Linked DNA regions of Homo sapiens: region 1 is linked to region 2. Evidence: read pairs that join two places in POLR2A ChIA-PET (ENCODE). Cell type or tissue: PC-9. All regions are shown on one strand. Links, peaks and the distances in the headings refer to the core of each region. The heading gives the core; the rest is flanking DNA.

Region 1 (4,400 bases), core at 138-4,137, 54 kb after region 2:
TCTGAAAGTGGAACTTCCAAGGAGCCACCACTTCACCTCAGAAAACTTAAATTCCACTTTTTTTTGGCTTAGACCAGGTGTTTAAACTTGTTAAGGAATAGATTGAAAACAGAAAATTTGTGCAAAGTTTCGCTAATGGGCCTGTTCAGAAAGTTCATCTGCCCCTCTGATAACCAGAAGGTTCTAATAAACTACATTTTGCTATTTCTTTCTGAAGTGGGTAAAATAATATGTTCTTTTGAAGGTAAATAGTTGGTTAGATTTTGCAGCCCTTGGACAGATCGCTTACCTCCAACAATTAAAGTTAATATGGTCAGGGTGAGAGAACACTGACCTGGGAATCAGAGCCCTGGCTTTGTGTAGGGACCCATTCTTTCCTTCACTGTCCTTCATAGCTTAGGCATCTTGGGGAAATGGGTAGTCCTAGCCACTTCTCCCAGGGATCTGGGAGGATCATCAAAGCAGAGTTTATATTTATTTATTTATTTTTAAACTTAGAGAAGGCTTTCTTGGGTATTGCCACTTAATAGCCACAATAGAAGGTAGCAGCTGGGGAGAAGTTGGGGGTCCCTAGGGTATGATTACTCTGTAGCTTCTTCAACTAAATATTTTTGGGGTGATGAGACATGATTTAGAGATGTGGAAATTTTAGGTTATACTTAGGGCTGTGGGGTCATATGTGTTCAAGAGGAACCTTAGATTTGTCCCCTGAAATCAGAATGTATGTTACCTCTGATGGACTTTTCCCTAATTTGGATTAAGTTTTTTGGGAAAGATCATGCCCCTCTTCCATTCCATTGAATTAAAAGTAAAAGTAAACTTAAACTAAGTGTAAAGAAGCACAACAAAGTTCTGCTTTTCTGCATGACAGCAGTCTTGCTTCCTCTTAAACATCTGAGTCGCCAATTAAAATACAATGCAACTCTTTTGATATTCTTGTTTTGCTGTTGTTTTTAGCATGTTGATGTTGTTGACTTCCTGAAGTCCCCATTCACAGACATTTACAGGGTGTGTAGTGTGTGCCAGGCACAGTACAGGGGCTAGGAACATAGGAGGTAAGACTCATTTCCGGCTCTCTGAGCTGACAGTCTAGAAGAATTTGAAGGTGATAACTTCTGAATACTCAGATTTCACAGAAGATCCCCACATGGTACCATGGTCTTGCAGCCAAAGGGAAGGGAAGGCACTTTTGGTTGTGTTAGTTGTCAGGAATAGGGAGAAAGTGATGATGATGATGGTGATGGCAGATATTGTTTGTGGAGTCCCCTAGTACCTACCAGATCCTGTACTAGGGTGCCTTAAAACTTTATCTTGTTTAATCCACTTAACAGTCTTGTGGGGTAGATAATATCTATGGTTTACAAGAAGAATGAACTTAGAAACAAATTTTCTAGGGTTACATAGCTAGTAAATGCCAGAGTGGGGTTTTTTTTTTTCTTGTATTATATTTATGCCAGGTAAGATTTGAATTAACTTTAAATGAGCATGTTTTCTGTGGAAAGGAGACAGATAATATCTTGTATGAGCTGAATCTGCACACATAAACACAAGATTTATGCCCTGGTTACTTAAAATTGTTATATATACAATATTATAATAAAGAAAAATTTAAGAATAAAGTTCACTCACTCTATTTCCATTTGTTTAGGTTTCTTTCTCATTTTTGTCTATGAGCATAATATAAAGTCTTTACAGTGAAGATGAATTTTGTGTTTTTAGCATTAACATAGCATAAACATTTTCTGTTCCTACATAGTCTAAATAACTATGATTTAAATAATATTCTATTGGGTTGAATACTATTTTTTTTTTTTTTCTGAGATGGAGTCTTGCTCTGTTGCTCAGGCTAGAGTGCAGTGGTGCAATCTCGGCTCACTGCAACCTCCTCCTCCTGGGTTTAAGCAATTCCCTGCCTCATCCTCCTGAGTAGCTGGGATTACAGGTGCGTGCCACCACACCCGGCTAATTTTTGTATTTTGAGTAGAGACAGGGTTTCACCATCTTGGCCAGGCTGGTCTTGAACTCCTGACCTCGTGATCCACCTGCCTCGGCCTTCCAAAGTACTGGATTATAGGTGTGAGCCACCATGCCTGGCCGGGTTGAATACCTTTTTTTATTAAACATTTAGATTCCAACTTAAAAAAATATAAATATTGAAGCATTCACATTTTCATAATATATAGAATCTTTCTTTGAATTATATCCTTTAAATTAATGCCTGTACTTACTAATTAAACTTCTTTAATATTACATTTTGTCAAATGAACCTCACTTCTATTGCTACCTAGTAATGTTTGGTTTGGTTCTTTATTTTGGTATTTCTGACTCTTACAATTTAGAATCTTTTATTAAAACATTGAAACCAGGCGTGGTGATTCACGCCTTTAATCCCAGCATTTTGAGATGCTGAGGTGGGGGGATTGCTTGAGGCAAGGTATTTGAGACTGGCCTGAGCCACATAGTGAGATCCTGTTTTTACAAAAGATAAAAAAAATTAGCCAAGCCTGGCAGTCCTAGCTTCTCAGGAGGGTGAGGTGGGAGGATAGCTAGAGCTTGGGAGTTTGATGTTGTAGTAAGCTATGATCACACCAGTGGACTCAAGTCTTGGCAACAGAGTGACACCCTGCCTCAAAAAAAAAAAAAAAGCTTAGATTGCATTTTAGCTGTATCTTATTTATTTTATTTATTTATTTATTTATTTATTTATTTATTTATTTATTTTTACTACAAACTGCCCTACCTTTGGGAATTTAAGAGCAGAGCTGTACACAAACATATACTAGGTTTTTGATTGAAAACATACAAGGTAATAACAGAATCTAGATCCTTTGGTTCTCAGGTGGGTGCTCCATTAAGTAAAATAACTTTCTTCTGTCTATAGAGCCTATGTTTCTGTGTGTGTTCATGGGCCTGTTCATGTGTAGGTTTGTGTGCATGTGAGTGGAATAGCTAGCTCTTTGTCACCATAGTTCCAAGCATAAATATACAAACATGATCTGGGATGCTGGCATCCCTGTGAAAGTGATGCTGAAATGTCCATATACATATTGTGACAAGACATTTCCCTGAGCCTTCGTTTAACCTTTACCAGAGATGAACCAAGCAAAGAGGGGACGACCTGATAGGTAACAGGCTAGAGGAGCTCATCTTCCTTACTGAGAATTCTCCACAGCTGAGGACAATATGACTACTCACATTATAGGGCTTCCACCTCGGATCTACTAGGCAATAACTCAACACTTTAAGAGAGGGAGAGGGAGAGAGCAAGAGGGAGATTTTGTTTTTAAATAATAGCTAACATTTATTGACTACCTATTATATGCCAAGCCTCTTGTTCTCGTTTATCTCCTGTATAAACTATGTGAGATACATGCTATTATCTTCATGCTATAAATGAGAAAACTAAGGCTTAGAGAGTTTATGACTTGCCCAAAGTAACATTAAGTTTTGGAGCTAGTCTTGAACCTAAGTTTGTCAACTCTAAAACCATACTTCCATATTATGATGTTGCAAAAAAAAACCCCAAGAAACCAAACAACCATTCCAGCCTATTGTTGTGAAATCAGGAACCAGGTACCTGACACATCGTAATTACCAATCCTTGCCTTTTTAAGAGTTTCTAAGAAATTTTCTTTCTGAGAAATTCCTTCTGAGAATTGAGTATCTTGCACATTTGTCTATTTTAACTGTAAAGCTTTATGAAATGGCTCAGTCTTCATACATCAGTCACTGATACATAAGTATTCATAACTTGATGGAAAGGCCTGCTATTGGTGGTTGAGGACAGATGGACGGCCCTGTCAGAGGAGAAAGTTGTAAATGTCACACCCTTGGTATTTCATCATCACCTTGGATTTCTGGCTTTTCCAGTGAGTGCTGCCATAGTGTGGGATATTATTTTCCTCACTTCTTGTTCTTTGTTTTTGTTTTCTCCTCAGATCTAGATACTGATGACGATTTAAATAGCGACGATTATGAATATGAAGATGAAGCCAAACTTGTTATATTCCCAGATCACTATGAAATAGCACTACCAAATATTGAGGAGTTACCAGCCCTGGTCAGTGAGTGTGCACGGCTGCTAGCTAGATGCGCATGGCTCTGTGTCAGGTGTGTGTGCGTGTGCGATGTGTGTGTGCGGGGGTGGGGTGGGGTGGGAAAAGCCGGTTGAATGAGAGAAGAGGATGAAAATGAGCATGAACACGCACATACCTCTTCTCTTCTGTGACAGGAGTCTTGCCGGCTTACATTTCAGTAGTGCTGGGCCTTTTGCTGTCTCTTACTTCAAGTGCTGTTAGGGCTTTGTTGCTCATTAGCTGGTCTCTTCCAGGTTGGGCTGGCTTCTTGCCTCCTAAATCACAATCTGTTCCTTAGATTTTCAAACTCTGCACCCCAGATCT
Region 2 (4,400 bases), core at 185-4,184:
CCAAGCTCAGCAAGCAGAGGTCTAAATCGAGCCACCATGCTAGATAGTCGTGATCACAGCCAGGAGTTAATTGGCACACCCAGAGTTCCTTGACTGAAGGAGAGGGAGTGTTCCTTGAGGAAAGATGCTGCAGAGCTATCAAATATGGACAGTGCATAGCTGGGTGTGGTGGTGTGTGCTGATAGTCCCAGCTACATGGGAGGCTGAGGTGGGAGGGTCACTTGGGTCCAGGAGTTGGAGGCTGTGAATAGCCACTGCACTTCAGCCTGGACAACATAGCGAGACTCCCATCTACAAAAATATATATGAGCAGTGTGAAACTTCCTCCTGCCCTTCTCTGCAGCCACTCCTCTAGTGACTGTGCTCTCCAAATCTTTTACAGCAAAACTGGCTCAGAGCAAAACTGGAGCCAGTTGGAATGCCATTCCCATCTGCCAGCATGGAGGCTTATTGGGGGCTGAGTATATATGGGGTTCTGACCCTAGTTCATTTCATGGTAGGCCCACTGGGACCCTAAGCTCATCCTGTGACTGTACCACAGTTCCTGAAAGTATTATTGGAATTCATAGCTGCAATAATCTCTAGAATCTTCACATTGGCTCCCTGACCTGTGAAGTAATTACTATAGTACGAAGGACCAAGAGGATGAACTGGTGTTCCCCGTCCCTAACAAAATAGAAATATGAAACAAGACTGCAATCCTAGTGGAACTGCAGGAATTTATGCCATTACCAAAGATCCAGAAGAAACAGACTTCGTGATTCTATTATATTCCCACCCTCTATCTTGGCTTTAAATATAATAGAGAATGATGTTGGGTTATGGTAAAGTTAACAAGGTGGTGATTTCAATTTGGTTAATATCCCAGGGATGGTCTCACTGAAGCAAATTAATATATCTCCCCGCAGGCCTTTGGTTTGCCACTGCTCATCTGGTGAAAGCATTTTCCCCATTAGGATAAGCAGGTTTGCCATTACCTGAGGGTATGCAGCACAACTTTACTGTCTTACTCAAGGTCAAGTTCATCATCTTCAGCTCTTTATCACCAAGAATGAGGAACTCAGCCAGGCACGGTGGCTCATACCTGTAATCCCAGCACCTTGGGAGGCCGAGGCGGGAGGATCACTTGAGGTCAGGGGTTCAAGACCGGCACGGCCAACATGTTGAAACTCCATGTCTATTAAAAATACAAAAATTAGCTGGGCATGGTGGCGGGTGCCTGTAATCCCAGCTCCTTGGGAGGCTGAGGCAGGAGAATCACTTGAACCCAGGAGGTGGAGTTTGCAGTGAGCTGAGATCGCACCATTTCACTCCACTCTGGGCGACAGAGCAAGGCTCTATCTCACAAACAAAAACAAAACAAAAAAGAATGAGGAACTCTTTGGTGAGCTTCTTTGGATTTTGGAGGCAATATGTATCATATTTAAATAGCTTGCTTTGACCCATTTACTGGGAAATCTGAAAAGCAACCTTTGGTCTCATGGTTAATATTTTATTACTGTGTCCACACTGAGCTTCTCTACCTGAATGGAGGACAAGACTCCCTGTGTGTGCATGGAACTTGTGGTGGGCATGAGGAGCGATGGTGCTGTCAGAAGGGCCTGAAAGACAATCTGACTACCTCTGTATCTTATGAGTCAGGCTCCTGGAAGGACTGTGGGGAGTCTTTCACAGCATGAAACCAGAAAATGTGAACAGGCATCTCACATTTCCTCTTAAGCTGAATAAGAGCTTACCTCATCCTGATGTTAAGAGGTGCTCAAGGAGTTTGTTCATTCCTGTGAACCTACCTTGTGGCTAGGTGGCTCATTTATAAACCTAATAGCAGAAACCTGCTTACTTTTAAATAAACAGTGAAAGAGGGAAGCAGATAAGAAAGATGGCAGATGAAAGTGAAAACTGATATGATCACTGGCAGTATATAAAGTTAACATTTCCCTCTTATTCACAAAAAGAAGTGGATACTCAGCTGGGTGTGATTGGCTCACACCTGTAATCCCAGCACTTTGGGAGGCCAAGGAGGGCAGATCACTTGAGCTCAGGAGTTCAAGACCAGCCTGGACAACATGGTGAAACCCAATCTGTACTGAAAATACAAAAATTAGCCAGGCATGGTGGTGAGTGCCTGAAGTCCCAGCTACTTGGGGGACTGAGGTGGGAGGATTGCTTGAGCCCAGAAGTCAAAGCTGTAGTAAGCCGAGATTGTGCCACTGTGCTCCAGCCAGGGTGACAGAGTGAGACCCTGTCTCAGAAAAAGAAAAAAGAAAACAAACAAAGAAAAAAGACTGGGAGCGGTGGCTCACACCTGTAATCCCAGCACTTTGGGAGGCCGAGGTGGGCAGGTCCCTTGAGGTCAGGAGTTCGAAACCAGCCTGGCCAACATGGTGAAACCCCCTCTCTACTAAAAGTATTAAAAAATTAGCCTTGAGTGGTGGGGCGTGCCTGTAATCCCAGCTACTTGGGAGGCTGAGGCAGGAGAATTGCTTGAACCCGGGAGGCGGAGGCTGCAGGGAGCTGAGATCGTGCCACTACACTCCAGCCTGGGCAACAGAGCAAGACTCTGTCTCAAAAACAACAACAAAAGTGGATACTTAATGCAAAAGACTAAGTTAACAAATAAAAGCACAAAGAAAAAACCAACAACAGAAATAACTTTATCACCCAGAGATAACCACTGCTAGCATACACCCTATTCCAATCTAGACTTTTATCTATGCTATAAATATGACATATGTTTACGTATTTAAGCGGGATAATAGTGTATATATTTATTTATAGTCTTTTTTCAAAGTTTTTATTATGGTTATCATCTTTCCATATCAATACTTTTTTTTTTTGACAGAATCTTGCTCTGCCATCCAGGCTGGAGTGCAGTGGTGTGATCTATACCTTCTGGGTTCAAGTGATTCTCTTGCCTCAGCCTCCTGAGTAGCTGGGAATACAGGCATGTGCCACCACGCCCGGCCAATTTTTAAAAATATTTTTAGTAGAAACGGGGTTTCACTGTGTTGGCCAGGCTGGTCTCGAACTCTTGACCTCAGGTGATCCACCCGCCTCAACCTCCCAAAGTGCTGGATTACAGGTGTGAGCCACCGTGTGGCCGTCAATAAATATTCTTATGCCACATGATTTTCATGGGTACATAGAATTCTCTCAAACAGAAAATGGCATACATTTCTTAACCAGTGCCTTAGTGTTCTACACGTAGTAACCAGTGCTTCTTGCAGAGGCTACCTGCGATTATAGAAAATTTTATGAGTACGCCTCCACAGTGAGTCTTACCATATATGGCTTTGTAGGATCCCTGCATGTTATTGGAAGACATCTGAGATCAAGAGTTATTCTATGTATTAAAATAATTAAGATTTTCTTCTCTGTAGATTTTCCCAATTCCCCTTTTTGACATTCGTCATAGTAACTAATATTTATATCACATTTTAATGTAACCTCTGTCAGTTCTTGGAATAACATTTGTGCAGCAATTAATTTTCCTAAAAGACACAATGCAGACTGCAAAACAATTTTATTACAATGTCACTGATGTGAGTCATTCATTTGGGAGATACTTATTGAGTGCCTGAAATAAAACCATCTAGGCTGGCAATATTCTACACTGAGTTTCCATAATGTGCCCCGCCAGAAAACACTAAATCTTAAAAGGTTTGAGAAGATAGAAATAAAAGGGGAGAGCTTTCATAACGGCTAGGGAAGAGTAAGCTGAGCTCACAAGATGTGTAAGAGTGGGAGGTAAAGTCTGAAAGATAGATCATTGCTGGGTGGAAGAGGCCCTTGAATGCCTCAGTCTATCTTTTAGTCTATCGTAGCCTGGGCTCCACCCTGAATCGTGAGAGGAGGGTTTGGAGCAGTAGAGTGACATGGTGGCCTGACACACTGATGTGGCAAAAGTCAGTTCATAGTCTTCATGTCTCTTAAAACCTCTGTAGTAAGACTTTGAATTTATGTTGGAAAATTGTTTACCCATCATTTCTTTCCTCTTGCTCATTGACTGGGATTCACATACAGAAACTAGCCTAGTAGTAAAACAGTTATGAATTCATATGTAGGCTGGGCACAGTGGCTTGTACCTATAATTCCAGCAGTTTGTGAGGCCAAGGTGAGAGGATCACATGAGCCCAGGAGTTCAGAACCAGCCTGGGCAACACAGCAAGACTCTGGTTCTAAAAAAAAAATATTAGCCTGGTACAGTGGTGTGTGCCTATCGTCCTAGTTGCTGAGGAGGCTGAGGTAGGAAGGATCACTGGAACCCAGAAGCCCAGGAGTTTGAGGCTGCAGTGAGGTTTGATTGTGCCACTGTGATATATAGCCTGGGCAACAGCGTGAGATCCTGTTTCTAAAAAAAAAAAAAAAAAAAAAAAAATTCACATGTAGAATCTGCAAAA

What was found. Peaks named below come from ENCODE experiments on the same cell type or tissue, not always from the same donor. Only the 100,000 strongest peaks of a DNase experiment are listed, where the experiment ranks them.
Region 1: POLR2A ChIA-PET joins it to region 2 with 9 read pairs; 4 of 35 experiments call an interaction of 5 or more read pairs at or near these places.

What each region holds. Positions count from the first base shown.
Region 1 is chr3:179,697,070-179,701,469 of GRCh38, forward strand. USP13 (ubiquitin specific peptidase 13) reads left to right here. Exons shown (of 21, transcript NM_003940.3): 4 at 3,939-4,060. Among named protein-coding and RNA genes, the nearest start is that of USP13, 46 kb to the left of the region's middle. In PC-9, for the core only: no CTCF peak of the experiment used is centred there; no DNase peak of the experiment used is centred there.
Region 2 is chr3:179,642,848-179,647,247 of GRCh38, forward strand. No RefSeq gene overlaps it. Among named protein-coding and RNA genes, the nearest start is that of USP13, 8.0 kb to the right of the region's middle. In PC-9, for the core only: no CTCF peak of the experiment used is centred there; a DNase peak (open chromatin) is centred at 1,724; H3K27ac peaks cover 1,138 bases.